Linked DNA regions of Homo sapiens: region 1 is linked to region 2. A link is a loop called in an ENCODE intact Hi-C map of the cell type or tissue named here. Cell type or tissue: Caco-2. All regions are shown on one strand. Links, peaks and the distances in the headings refer to the core of each region. The heading gives the core; the rest is flanking DNA.

Region 1 (2,924 bases), core at 260-2,759, 440 kb after region 2:
CTGGACACTTCATCAGATTCAAAGTTTTTTGGTTCTTTTTTTTTTTTCCTGTATTTGGCAAAACCACTTTTTATGTGGGATTGCGCTTTTTCATTAGGATGCACCTAAGGCCAAGTTGTTTTCCTTTTGGTAAAGCTCACAGCTGTGGGTGGCCAATGCCTGGGTATAATCATTCATTAGGAATTATGAATTTTCTCATTCTGTTTTAATTTATTAGCTGGATTACTTTTTATGAAAGGAAACTTCTCCTTGTCTATTATTTGATGACCTGGAGACTCAGTTTGCATTAAAAAGTTAGAATAGGGCCGGGTGCCCTGTAATCCCAGCACTTTGGGAGGCCAAGGTGGGCAGATCACCTGAGGTCGGGAGTTTGAGACCAGCCTGACCAACATGGAGAAACCTTGTGTCTACTAAAAATACAAAATTAGCCGGGAGTGGTGGTGCATGCCTGTAATCCCAGCTACTTGGGAGGCTGAGGCAGGAGAATTGCTTTAACCCGGGAGGAGGAGGTTGCAGTGAGCCGAGATCGCACCATTGCACTCCAGCCTAGGCAACAAGAGCAAAACTCTGTCTCAAAAAAAAAAAAAAAAGTTACAATAAATGCTAGATTCTTTGCCTGGATTTACCAATTTTTAAAATAATTTGTTAGTTCCCCATCATCTACCCAGTATGACCAATTAATTTTCATTTTGTTTAACATTAGTATGAACTTTATGCATTCATAATGTATTTCATCATAGCCATTGCAGTTATTATCTTTATTGATGCTTAAGTTGCTCTGTCTTTGGTCAGTAGAAGCCTCTTCAAGTTAGTTCATGAGTCCTTTTGCCATGGCCCTAGTCATCTTCGTACCTTTCTTGCTATGTGGTATTAATAAGAGGTGCCAGGCTCATCTTGTACATTTCCTGCCCGAGACCTGCACTCAGTCATTTCTCTAAGAAGTCCTGGTTCTTTTTGAATAGTATTTCAAAACCATCATATAGGCTCAAGGAGGAGTGCCCCGTAATTTTTTTAACTTTTATTTGAAATTTTATCATGTATATTTATTATTTTATTTATTCCACACAAATTATACATAAGTACACAGGTGAAAAAAAAGTCAAAGTAAAAAATTTTCCCACGCCTTTCCCATGCTACTTCCTCTGCCAGAGATAACTATAGTTAGCAATTTGTTGTGAATTCTTCTAGAGTTTTTCTTAGATAGTATTGTTACCTAAATAAGACTAAGGCACTTAAGATTCCAGATTATATTTTAATCTATTTGGAATATTCAAAGAAACAGAAGTCTGAGAGAAAAATATAATGGACTGCAATTTAAATCTTCTTTGGGATCAACAGCCAGAGCCTCCGCATTGCCAACTCCAGGGGGTGCTGTGTACATTCAGGTCTCTGTGACTGATGTCCCCTGGCGTTTGCAACACAGCAAACCTGCTAACAAACCAATAGTACAATGAGCAAGGGGTATGAACACACAGAAAAGAAGATGGTTCATAAATATATGAAAAGATGTTCAAATTTGCTTTTGACAAGAGAGTGCAAAATAAAACCACCAAAATATTATTTTTCATCTCTCGGATTGGCAAGGATTAAAATGCTTGTTAACATACCCTTATTCAGTGTTGGTAGAACGACTGCATTTTCAGCAGTTTGGCAATATGTATTCAATTATAAATTTATTTGCAGTTGCTAATTTAAAACACTTCTAAAAATATACCCTACACATACACTTGAGTGTTTGGGAAATGATGTATGTATAAGGCAGGGTTTCTTAACTCTAAGTAAAATTTGTCATTTCCTTTAATTATGAAAGCAAGCAGGAAACCATGATAGTATCAGCCTATGCCTTTGTTACCAATAAAATCACAGATATTTTACATCACATTACAATTGTTGCAGATATTTTGAAACAGCATTTATGCTCACTCATATTTTGAAATTACAAGAATTTGATCCACTGCTAGATCTTATTAAGTTTTAATAAATAAGTACATATATTTCTAAATAAATGTTTATATAAAGAATATTTTGATACCTATATATCAGCATAATTGGTTTCCTTTTAATCCTGAGAATTTTGCATGCACTTGAAAATATTTTATTAAGAAGAAATTAATAGGCTTCACCAGACTGCCAAAGGGGTTCATGACACAAAATAAATTAAAAATTTACAGCATCGTGTATATAATAGCAAATGATCAAAGCAACCAAAAGTGGAAACTGACCAAAAACCATTTGTACCTTGCTATAGTGAATACTCTGCAGCTGAAAAAAAAAAGGAATGAAGAATCTGCCTAATAAAATGAAACAATATCCAAGATATTTTACAGAGAGTAAAGCAGGATACAAAATAATTTATGTAGCAAGCTGCTACTTGTTTAAAAAAAATGAAAGAGAGAGTGAATATATACAAATGTCTGTTTGCTTGTATGTGCATAAAATAGCTCTGGAGGACACACAGTAAACTGATAATATTGGTGGCTTCTGGGGATGAGAACTGGGTGGTTTGGGGCTGGAGTGTTATGGAGACTTTTTCCTGATAAAACCTACAGGACCTTTAAAAATTTTGAACCTTGCAAAAGTATAATCTATTCAAAAATTAAATTTAAAAAAGGGAACACTTAAGAACTCCTTACTGGAGTCTGTACAGGAGATTCATACATAGCCCCAAGGCAACACCTGGTCGAGTCCTGTCTCTCCTCCTCTGTGGAGCCTCAGCCTGCTCTGCAGCAAGCCTTGTAGCTTCTATGCCCTCAATCTCCTATTCTGAACCCCCAATCATAACTTTCTCTCTAAGGCTTCTTTGGCTCTTGCCTTTTCCAACACCTTTAGCATTTTCTCATTAGCCTAGTCTAATGCAGAACAAGCGCACTCCAGCCCTGTCTCTCTATTTTTGCTGCACACAAATTGTTACAAGTCAACTAGGC
Region 2 (2,924 bases), core at 281-2,780:
CTTGATCTAGCAACTCTGCTCCTACCAAAAAAAAAAAAACGGAAGCAGAATTGAAAAGCTCAATTGCCTGCCATCTGTGTATATGTACAGCCCTTGTGTCTCCAGCCACAGTTGGTTACTGAGACTAGCTCAGAACTGAGCAGGCTCAGAGCTACATTAAGCCTCTGTTCCTCCAAGTCCATTTGAGATTTTTAATTTCAAATCAGAAAAACAGTGCCTACATCAGTGTTTCTCAGGGTGTAATCTAAGAATTTTGTGGATACCTCTCGCTCCAAAGCCCCCTTAGGAATTCTTGAGTTTAGAAGATATTTTTGGACAAGGTATAGTGAACCAAAGCTGGAACCTAGAAATAGATGTCCTATGAGAAAGAAAGCTTATCAGTTCTAATTTAAAAGTTAGAAGTCCTTTCTTTAGTACATGATTGAGAGTTAAAACCAATACTGGAAAAAGAAATGAAAAAAGCGACCAGATTTATGCAGATAAATTTGCATAGGCAGTTAAAAATAAAATAAATATTTTAAATAAAGTAAAATAAGCAACACCATATATACCTGATGAGAAGCATCCCCTAAAATATCACTGACATGTTTTATCTGAATTTATAGCCAAGAGATGGACACAGGAAGACTGCTGTAGCTCACAAATGAATTCTCTCTTTCCTCTCTGCCTCCCATCTCCTTCTCCTACTTTGTATTAAAGCTTTTCTTATGCAAAAGATCCAGGACATAGAAGAAAACAGAAAATTTCATTAACAAATTTTCTAAAATAAAACAAAATACAACCTTAAAGGCCATTGGGACACTAAGTAACATCCTGAGCTGTATATATGCAAGATTATGGGTTAGAGCCCACAGAGAAAAGTCACAAGAGACCAGAATGGAAGAATGATTTCTGGAGAGTCTCATGAAATATAACTCTCCCTTTATATGGAGGAAAATTGTTTCTATTGAATCTATGATTTCTAGCAAACCCCACACAGAATTGTGCATTGGTATTCCACAATTAAAACCAATTTTAATTACTTGAAGCTAGATATATAGAGCCTCTCAAAATGTTCCTTGTAAAAGAAAATTTTTCCCTTGACATAGAAAAAAAAATGGAGAAAACTGACATATTTTCATGTCCCTTTTAGATCTAAAATTATTTTTGGGGTTTAGTAGAAGAAATATATTAAACCCATCACGATTTGCTCATCATAGAGCCCTGGATCTAGTACATAAAGAGATGTGACTGTTACAGGAACAATTCGAGTTGAGGAGGCATTGATTTTTCTCACATTTGGGCTTGAATAACCAAAGAAATTCCTTCATGTCCCCCTATAACCACCTGTTCACATCTCAGTTATTTGTCAGCTGATGTTGTAATTTTCTGTTACTCATCTATATTTCCCACGACATTCTTAGCAAAGGCAAGGGCTGTATCTCATTTATGATCTTGGAGGGCCTAGGAGAATGCTTGGCCCTCAAATATTCAATAAATTGAGTAGGCACTTAATAAATGGCATAGAAACAGAAGCATAAAAGTGACCAGACGAACCCATTGCAACACCCGTTCCAAGCTCTGAAATGCTACTATTTTTACCTGTTTTTCTGGATTCGCAAAAGGCTAAGTGTAAATCCCAAAGAAAGTCTGGGTCCGAAATTTCAGAAAATATGGCCAAGTAAGAATTAGAACTGTGGAAGGGGTTCTAGAAACACTGGGTGAAATGAATGTATCCTCAATGGTATTTTTTTGCTTTTTTTCTTTGCTAGTTTATTTCATCAAAAAGATCGGAAGCCTAAAAACAGCATTGTTAGGGAACTGGCAGCTCAAGACAAAGAAGCCGAACCAGAAGAGGGCACTCTTACCACAGAGATTTACAGCTAATGGTTTTTTTTTTTTTTTTTTTTTAATGTTTGCCCCTCAGCAGGGCCAACAGAGAAAGCAGGACATTCTTTCCTAAGGAGCTCATAACTCTCCCAGCCAAGCAAGAAGGAAAAGGCAAAACACCAAGGGTGAAAACTTAGCAGAGAATGCCAAAGGCAATGACCGTGCTCTCTGACCATCACACGCTGGAGGCAGAGCTTTATATGGTTCTCAAAGGATTGTTTACCTCCTCCTCACTAAACCTTAAAAAAAAATGTATTCCAAAAACGAATTACACCAAGCCAACCCACATTACTCAGTCTACGAAGCCAACCCACATTCTGGCCTGTACTGCCTTTCAACTCTTCCTATTTCCACTTGCTGGAATAAATCATTTCACTCTAGGGCCAAAACAGGTTTGATTTCATCTGTCAGAGGCCTGTAACATTAAGCGGCAGTGTGGTGCTTGTTAGAGGAGGAGCACTTGTATTCTCCCGGATCCCCTGTGGAACCGCCTGGGCTTCTGAGCTAGGGAAGCAGATAAACCCTGTCCCTGCCTTCACCCTTCTTTGGGGACAGTTATAGGCTGACGGTCTGAACTTTGGGAGAGACAGGACTTCGGTTATCCCTCTCCACTGAGGGCTGCCACCGCACACAATTGATCCAGAGATTGGGAGATGGGTAATCCATCTCATCCTGTCCCTAAAGCCCTGTCTTCCGCAGTCAGCTCTGTTTGAGGACTTCATTTGTGTACTGGTCCAAAATGTGCCCTTCTCCTAGCCTGTGTATGACTAGGAGACTACTTCAACTTCCTTGCCCACAATTCTTCTCATTGCTTACTCTAGCCAGACCGGCCTCTATGTTGTTCTTTGAACACAATTGTGTTCTTGCCTCAGGGCCTTTGCACTTTGATTGTCCCTCTATCTAGAATTATATTCTCTCAGATACCACATGGTTCACCCTCTCGCTTTCATTCAGGGTTATGCCCGAATGTCATGCCTTCCCTGAGCACGCACATCTACACTAGCACCCACAGTATTACACTCTATCCCGACACTGCTGTATTTTCTTCATAGCAC

Evidence for each region. A loop is a pair of places that touch in the nucleus more often than their neighbours do. Peaks named below come from ENCODE experiments on the same cell type or tissue, not always from the same donor. Only the 100,000 strongest peaks of a DNase experiment are listed, where the experiment ranks them.
Region 1: a loop joins it to region 2, with 4 times the contacts of the local background. A loop is called at or near these places in 2 of 110 quality-filtered maps.

Annotation. Positions count from the first base shown.
Region 1 is chr3:149,392,174-149,395,097 of GRCh38, forward strand. It overlaps LOC105374151 (a long non-coding RNA gene), which reads right to left. Exons shown (of 3, transcript XR_924574.3): 3 at 1,239-1,428. Among named protein-coding and RNA genes, the nearest start is that of TM4SF1-AS1, 16 kb to the left of the region's middle. In Caco-2, for the core only: a CTCF peak has its summit at 1,384 (motif pointing right); a DNase peak (open chromatin) is centred at 1,388.
Region 2 is chr3:148,953,831-148,956,754 of GRCh38, forward strand. LOC107986045 (a long non-coding RNA gene) reads left to right here. Exons shown (of 3, transcript XR_001740565.2): 3 at 1,752-2,258. Among named protein-coding and RNA genes, the nearest start is that of GYG1, 36 kb to the right of the region's middle. In Caco-2, for the core only: a CTCF peak has its summit at 1,818 (motif pointing right); a DNase peak (open chromatin) is centred at 1,851.